Linked DNA regions of Homo sapiens: region 1 is linked to region 2. Evidence: read pairs that join two places in POLR2A ChIA-PET (ENCODE). Cell type or tissue: OCI-LY7. All regions are shown on one strand. Each heading gives the region's core, and the rest is flanking DNA. Links, peaks and the distances in the headings are about the cores only. Region 1 overlaps FBXW11 (F-box and WD repeat domain containing 11). Region 2 has its middle 43 kb from the start of BNIP1.

What was found. Peaks named below come from ENCODE experiments on the same cell type or tissue, not always from the same donor. Only the 100,000 strongest peaks of a DNase experiment are listed, where the experiment ranks them.
Region 1: POLR2A ChIA-PET joins it to region 2 with 6 read pairs; 1 of 35 experiments calls an interaction of 5 or more read pairs at or near these places.

Annotation. Positions count from the first base shown.
Region 1 is chr5:171,997,341-172,001,741 of GRCh38, forward strand. All of the region lies in intron 1 of FBXW11 (F-box and WD repeat domain containing 11), which reads right to left. Among named protein-coding and RNA genes, the nearest start is that of FBXW11, 7.1 kb to the right of the region's middle. In OCI-LY7, for the core only: no CTCF peak of the experiment used is centred there; a DNase peak (open chromatin) is centred at 2,731; H3K4me3 peaks cover 867 bases; H3K27ac peaks cover 733 bases.
Region 2 is chr5:173,185,415-173,189,815 of GRCh38, forward strand. No RefSeq gene overlaps it. Among named protein-coding and RNA genes, the nearest start is that of BNIP1, 43 kb to the left of the region's middle. RefSeq lists a silencer at 2,229-2,348. In OCI-LY7, for the core only: a CTCF peak has its summit at 2,177; a DNase peak (open chromatin) is centred at 2,187.

The sequences.
Region 1 (4,401 bases), core at 260-4,259, 1.2 Mb before region 2:
CTATCATCCATATAAATTGTCCTAGACCATTCAGCTACACTGAACTTCCTTATCCATTTTCTAAGACAGCTCCTCCACCATTAGAAAAATAGTTTGTCAGCCAAAAAGAATGATACGAGAGGGCTCAAATATCTACCATAAAGATATTTATTTACGTACCTAACAAAATGTTTTGGTTTGCTACATATAAGACATCATATCTACATATTACCCAAATCCTCTACCCTTAGCTAAAATATAGTGTGCTTCAAAACATATAACTGAAGACTGAACTTCTGACTCAGTAAAGGCCAGTCCCGTACAATGGCCAATGATCACGTAAACTGGGAAAAATCATAAAGAACGCTAATATACAATTTACTAGGTGACACCATTAAATATTAAGTCCTGTCCATATTATATCAATATTCTTTTTCTACCATATCAAATTAGACTGCAAATTCTAAACAAACTAAAAGGGAAAGAGAAAAAGCATTCAGCAGAACAACAAAGATAAAAACAAAAAGACTGAACTTACTCGAACATAAATTTGCTACTTCCACAATTGCTACATTATAGCCAAAATGCTCCTGCAGTAATTATAGTAATACCTACCTTATTGAAAAGCTACTAACTGGCCAAGCCCTTTACATTAATTACCCATATTTAATTCTCAAAAAAAGATGAGCAGAAAGAAGTAACCTATCCAAAGTCCCACATCTACTAGGTAGTAGAGCCCATGCCCTTTTCATGGAGCACTATGGACTCCACAGTTCAAGGGTCAGAAAGCCCATGATTTCTGAGAGAGGAGAAGAAATCAAGCTTTACTCTCAAAGGTCCTAAATTAATTAACATCAAAATGGAGAACAATGAAAATACAGAAGAGTAAATATTTCAGCCTACATGAATCAGTTGGGCCATCCTGAAAGGGTAATTCCCTAGATCTTGCCACTTAAAAAAGCATTTAATTAACAAAGAGCCATGCAATTCTACAGCCCATGATATTTTTTTCTTGTCTTTTTTTTTTTTTTTTTAAGTAGAGACAGGGTTTCACCATGTTGCCCAGGCTGGCCTCGAACTCCTAAGCTCAAGCGATCTGCCTACCTTGGCCTCCCAAAGGGCTGGGATTACAGGTGTGAGCCCCCATGCCCAGCCTAAAGCCCACAATATTAATGCTAAAACAAAACACATTATAGGCTGGGCTCGATGGCTCACACCTGTAGTCCCAACATTTTGGGAGGCCGAGGCGGGCAGATCACTTGAGGTCAGGAGTGTGAGGCCAGCCTGACCAACATGGTGAAACCCCATCTCTACTAAAAGTACAAAAATTAACCGGGCCTGGTGGCACATGCCTACAATCCCAGCTACTCGGGAGGCTGAGGAAGGAGAATCACTTGAACCCGGGAGACAGAGGCTGCAGTGAGCTGAGATCGTGCCACTGTACTCCAGCCTGGTTAACAGAGCAAGACTCCGTCTCAAAAAAAAAAAAAAAAAAAAGACTGTGGCAAGACATACTATAATGGTACTCAAGTAGTCTTTGTGTTTAGCAGCAAAGATTGTAACTGTGACAAAGAATCTCAAATCCAGCTGAACCCAAGTAATTTTTAAATTCTAAGATTTGTTGACAGTCCACAGGCAATGACTCTTAAAGATGTTCTGATTGTTCATATTGTAGGTAAGGCAATTAAAGTGACTGAAATACCGGTCTATGATTAACCTCGCCATAACAATCAGATGAAAATACCTTAAGACTCACAACTTTAAGGAGATCACAAAAGTAAAATCCCAAGCAAATAATGAGTTCTCAAGTTTTTCCCATTAAGTGGTATTACTCCTAAGCCTAAGAATAAACTGGAAACCCAATTTTGACAGAAGTAGCTAGGGAACTATGGCTAGTAGCGAACTGCTAAAACAGTATACTATGCTTTTCAAGGTACGACTATCCAAAATGCAAAACAAGTTATAGCAAAACACAACCACAGCAATTTGACTAACAGACTCATTTCTGGACCTCTTGAATCCTCAGGCTTTTCCCCTGTACTAGTGAGTTAATTTTTCTCCCTTCCCTTCAAAAAAAAAAAATATATATATATATACACACACATATATATTTCTTCAATCCCTAATTGTATATATATATTTCTTCAATCCCTAATTGCTGGCAGGCCTTATGCTAGTAATACAAAGATTAACAGATGCCAGGTGAGTAGTGTCAGGACTGAGTTCTTCCTGCCCCTCTGCCCCCTTTCTCTTTGAATCTATCATGTAGTCATTTCAGAGGGCCAAAATATATTTTATTGTTAGTTACCAAAACTGGTTCAATGTTCTCCAGTTAACTCCTAAAAAAATAAACATTAAAAATTACTCAAGTTCCTTTTTCACAATAGTAGAACCTCAGTCTTTCTTTTTCTTCTGTGGATCAGAGGCTTTTTACTATACAATGGTTTCCTACATTCAATATGCTTATATTTACACACCTCTCTATCACAAGCCAAAGAGCCAAAGCTTTTTTTTTTATTTTTCCTATTAATGTCCCAGTGTTTATACTTCACAGCTTTCCATTTTGTGAAGCTCTTCATTGTTAACTCAACCTGAGAGGGAATTTCCTAAAAACGCTTCCCGCTGACATCACAGAACTCTTCCATCTTTTAGTTTCATTAAAACACTAAGAACCAGGTAAGAGATACCCTACTGGATTGTCAGGTCTTCCTGGTCTGTCTCTCATTTGCCTACAAAGACAAACTTCCTCTTAAGCAATTGCGATCAGCAGAAACTAACCAAGGGTAACGAGCACATTCTTAACCAACACGTTTCTTCCCCCATTGTCATCTAATTCAATGAACAATACAACTCAGAAGAAAATCTTGTATGAATTCTCACTGCTTATTCTGTTAAGGTTAAAACCATCAGCTTTGATGATGGTAAGAATAAGAATTCAAAAACCACAATTTGGTCAGTCTAAACTAAACCGATCAAACATAAATCCCAATGCTCAATGTCAATATAAACTAATCACCAGTCTCTTTCTGTCAGGATACCAGGCATAAAAATAGGACTGGGTGGGTTCTCTCTGTAGTTACAGCATAGATCTAATTACGCCAAATTGGTAGTCATTGAAATAGTACCTCCCAGATTTTCCAAGACAGTATTGACTCTGCATGATTTCATTGTTTTTCCCAAAGATGGCTCATTAAATGTATGGCTAAAAGCAACTAAATGTTAGTCTTCTGTAAAGCCTCACAAATAAATACATGCGCAACTCAGGAGAAAGACCTTTTCCACACCATCGGTCTTGACTTCGCTTTAGGGTCCCTGTACTTGTGGGGAAAGTTAGTATGGTCAGCATTTGAAGAAAAGCAAGCCTCTGCAAAGTCCTTTCACACACATCTCTCATATAATCCTCCCAACAACTCAGACCAATACCTAAGTTTTCTTATTTATTTTTACATATAATCAAATCATACTGCAGAAAGGTTACCTTTCTTTATGTCACACAGCTAGCAAGCGACAGAGCTTGGATACAAACTCAGGTGTTTCACTTCAAAGCCCATGCCCTTTCTGCTAAACCATGCTTTTCTAAGGTCATGGAGCCCTTGGAGCTTATCAACTATTTGGCAAACCTGCACCAACTGATGCAAAAAGTATTCAGTTTCCTCAGTTCTTTGCTAACAACCAGTCTCTGAGTTCTATGTAAATCAATCTGTATGTGTGGAAAGTCTGTAAATAATGGTTAATATGTCTATGGATGTCCTATAAACAACACACCACCCACCTCTTCCCCCTCCCCATCTTTCTTCTCTATTCATCTCTACCTTTGTCTTAAGATATTCAAAAGGAAATCTTAAAAGGTTTCACTGCATGAAAGAAAGAAAATCTAACATTAATTTAAATCCATATTGAGCACCCATGTGCTGAGGAGTAACAGGGCAATCAAACACAGCCTCTAGAAGAAGAGTTTAGGCACAACCACAAGTTTTTATAATATAATAGGATGATATGATAAGTCCCATAAAAATTTGGAACTGATTATTGTGAGAATTAGTAATGTGGGTGAAAATGTTTAGAAAAGAGGATAGTTAAGACACAGGCAAAAGGCAATAATGTCTGAAAATGATCACCAGGAAAATTCAACCCAACATTTCCTGAAAGCCTACCACAAAGAAGACACCGTGTGTATGAAGGAACTGTGTGTCACTGGAAGATAATTAAGGTCCCAGCCCTTCCCATGAGGAGTTTATCATTCAACAGAGGACACAAACAGGTAACTATATTACAAGCCTGAAATATGTTAAGTGCTACAGGATAAATACAAAGTGCCAGAATTCATTCATTTCATTTGAGTGTCATATAGGCAGTGCTATACAGACACAAAAACCAGACAGTCTCTGCTACCATAATATAAACTGACATCAAAAGAGGTGG
Region 2 (4,401 bases), core at 199-4,198:
ACCCAGAGGAAAAGAAGTCATTATACAAAAAAGATACCTGCACACGGATGTTTATAGCAGCACAATTCGCAATTGCAAAAATGTGGAACCAACCCAAATGCCCATCAATCAACGAGTGGATAAAGAAAATGGTATATATACCGTGGACTATAACTCAGCCGAAAAAAGAATGAAATAATGGCATTCACAGCAACCTGGATGGAATCAGAGACTATTATTCTAAGTGAAGTAACTCAGGAATGGAAAATCAAACATCGTGTGTTCTCACTCATAAGTGGGAGCTAAGCTGTGAGGACGCAAAGGCATAAGAATGATACATTGGACTTTGGGGGGTTGGGGGAAAGGGTGAAGTGGGGTGAGGGATAAAAGACTACAAATTGGGTGCAGCGTACACTGCTCGGGTGATAGGTGCACCAAAATCTCAGAAATAAAAAAAATAAATAAAAGAAAAAAACAAAAGGGAGGTTCTCACAGGCCCCTGAAAGGGTCTCAGGGACTCCCTAGGGTTCCTCCGACCACACTTTGAGGACTGATAGCTTAGAGCCTCTCTTGGGCAGCTTCGTAAGTGCACGTCTACACAGGAAGAACATTAATGCATTGTCTGTAATAGCGAATATTTGAAACAACTGAAATGCACATCTAAAGGATGAAGAAATTGGAGTGTATTTCTTCAGTGGACTACAATGCAGCAGGAAAAGGAATGTTTGGCATCTGTGTGTATCAACATGGATCAATCTCACGATGTCAATCAAAAAAAGCAGCCGCAGAACGATTCTCATAGTTGACTACTATTTGTGTAAAGTTACATTTTTTGGTTGTGGTAAAATACATATAACATACAATTGACTATCTTAACCATTTGTAAGTGTATTTATTTCAGTGGTATTAAATACACTCATGATGTTACGCAACCATCAGCACCATCCAGCTCCAGAACTCTTTTTTTCTTTTGAGACAGAGTTTCGCTCTTGTTGCCCAGGCTGGCGTGTGGTGGCACGATCTTGGCTCACTGCAACCTCTGCCTCGCAGGTTCTAAGCGATTCTCCTGCCTCAGCCTCCCAAGTAGCTGGGACTACAGGTGCCTACCACCATGCCCAGTTAGTTTTATTTTTTATTTTTATATTTGTAGTAGAGACAGGGTTTTGCCATGTTGGCCAGGCTGGTCTCAAACTCCTGACCTCAGGTGATCTGCCTGCCTCGGCCTCCCAAAGTGCTGTGATTACAGGCGTGAGCCACTGCACCCGGCCTCAGAACTGTTTATCTTGTGAAAGTGAAGCTCTGTCCCCATTATACAACTCCCCACTCTCCCCTTCCCCCAGGCCCTGACAACCAGCATTTCACTTCCTGTCTCTATGATTTTGACTACTCGGCTCCGATAAGTGGAATCATACTGTATTTATCTTTTTGTGACTGGCTTATTTCACCTAGCCTGATGTCCTCAAGCTTCACTCATGTTATAGCATAGGTCAGAATTTCCTTCCTTTTTAACACTGAATAATATTCCTTGCATAAAGTTTTAAACATGAAAAACAATTACATATTTTAATGGATATATACGCATGTGGTAAAATAGAAAGAAACGAATGAAAAGAATAGACACCAAAGTCAGGATGGTGTCTGCCTCTGCAGGGGCGAGGGGAGATGGTACTGGGAGGGGCGTGCAGGGGCTTCGGTGGAGTCAGCAGTAGCTTGCTTCCTAGCCAGGGGATTTTATTCTGTATGCCAGCGCTTCCTTACACTCATGCCGTGCCCAGCATACACGTGTGCTGAGCTCAACACTCAGGTGTGCCTGAGATATCCACACCTTGAGTCCTCTGGGCAGCCTAGCAGAGCCTGGGGCAACTGGAGCCCCTGGGCTGTGAGCCCACTTTGGGGAGGCCCAGTTGAGTGACAGGACCTGAGAAGCACCCTGTGGTGCCCCAGCGGCCTCAGGAGCACCGTGAGCCTTGGTGGTATGCCCTGATCTAGGCGGGGTCCTGAGTGCCATCAAGAAAGAGCTGCTTGCTGCCTGGATGTGGAGGACAGTAGCCAGCCGCCAGGCATTATGCTGTCTGGTTTGGGCAAGAGCCACAGGGGCTGGTGAGCTTGCATTGCAGGTGCCCAGGAGTAGCGGGTACAGACTGAAGGGAGGCCCCCTAGGGGTTGGAGGGAAGGATGAGGGCAGGTGCCTGGGCAGGCCCAGCTCCGGGCTGCCTGCTCTGTCTTCACACAGATGCTTCTGTTTGGGTGACTGTAGGGGTACAGGGGTAACTGTGCCACCTGCAGGCAACCATTGCAGTCAATCATGTGTGCTCTACAAGTTAGAGTGTCAGCATTATTGTGACATACTCAGTATGAAAAAATCGGACTGGCTCACGCCTATAATTCCAGCACTTTGGGAGACCAAGGCAGGCAGATGACTTGAGGTCAGGAGTTCAAGACCAGCCTGGTCAACATAATGAAATCCTGTCTCTACTAAAAATACAAAAAAAAAAAAAAAAATTACCCGGGAGTGATGGTGCATGCCTATAACTCCAGCTACTCGGGAGGCTGAGGCACAAGAATCTCTTGAATCTGGGAGGCAGGGGTTGCAGTGAGCCGAGATTGCACCACCGCACTCCAGCCTGGGCGACAGAGTGAGACTCTGTCTCAAAAAGGAAAAAAAAGAAAGTTGGACTGGATTAGAAATCCTAAGAAGTTCCTATATCATAATTGCCAAGGAAAGAAAGGGTGATCCTTTATGTGTAGTTTTGACCATTGTAAAAATTTTAAGGTAGAAAAACACAATTTTTAAACCTTTTTAAAAGTCACTTACTTGTAAAAGCAAAATTTCTTGGCAATGATGATTACTAAGAATCTGAAACTCTTGCATTCAAGGGATGATATGTCATTTAACAGAAAGAAGAGGAAACTGGTCACAGTGGCTGATGCCTGTAATTCCAGCACTTTGGGAGGCCAAAGCGGGAGGATTGTTTGGGGCCAGAGGTCAAAGCTGCAGGGAGCCATGGTTGCACCATTGCACTCCAGCCTGGGCAACAGAATGAGACCATGTCTCTTAAAAATCAATCAATCAATCAATCAATCAATCAATCAATCAATGATGAAGAATCATTTAAAAAAAACCTAGAATTTGAAGCTTGTCTCATTAAATCAGGACTCACGGGTGCCCACTGAGCCTGAAGCCTGACATAAAAATTATTTTTATGGAAGTAAGTCTTCCTTAAGATTTTGGAAAATATTTTATTCAAATTTTATGTTAAATATATTTTCCCCTCTTTGTATTTTACCTTTGAATCAGAATTATATAATCTAAAAATGTGGTAATTTTTTTTCTTTTTTTTAGAGACAGAGTCTTGCTCTGTTGCTCACGCTGGAATGCAGTGGCATGATCACGGTCCCTGCAGCCTTCACTTTCCTGGGCTCAAGCGATCCTCCAACCTTGGCCTCCTGAGTAGCTGGGACTACAGACATGTGTCACCATGTCCAGCTAATTTTTGAATTTGTAGTAGAGATGGGGTTTTGCCATGTTGGCCAGGCTGTTCTCGAACTCCTGACCTCAGGTGATCCACCTGCCTCGGCTTCCCAAAGTGCTGGGATTACAGACGTGAGCCACCATACCTGGCCTGATTTCCATTTAGAAAATTGACTAACTACATGGTTCCTTAAAACACAAAATTTAAAGCGTTTGCAGAGAGTAACTTCTTTTATTTTTATTTTATAGAGACAGAATCTCTCTGCCATCCCAGGCTGGAGTGCAGTGGTGCACTTATAGCTCAATGCAGCCTTTACCTCCTGGGCTCGACCGATCCTCCTACCTCAGCCTCCTGAGTAGCTGGGACCACAGGCATACACTTCCATGACTGGCTAATTTTTTCATTTTTATTTTTTGTAGAGATAGGATCTAACTATGTTACCCAGGCTGGTCTCAAACTCCTGGCCTCAAGCGATCTTCCCACCTCAGCTTCCCAAGGTGCTAGGATTACAGGCATGAACCACTGCTCCCAGATGCAGATAGTCATTTCTTAGCAGAGGTGTGCTGGATAACAGAGACACTTAAAGTGAAACATTCACTTCGGTATTCATCTTGGCAAAATGAAAATGTATGTCCATACAAACATCTGTACACAAATGTTCACAGCAGCTTTAATAGCCAAAAAAAAAGGGACACAACTCAAATATCCAGCAGGTGAATGGTTAAACACACTCTGGGATGTCTGTACACTGGAATACTACTGAGCAATGCGGAGGGTCCACCTACTGCTCTGGGCAACTGCTGAGAGGGACTATGACGGAATGATGCTGAGTGAGAAAAGCCAATCTCAAGTGGTTACATACCATCAGAGACCATCTCTATAACATTCTTGTTTGAGAAACAGCTTTATTGATGTATATACTCACATATGATTTACCCATTTATCATGT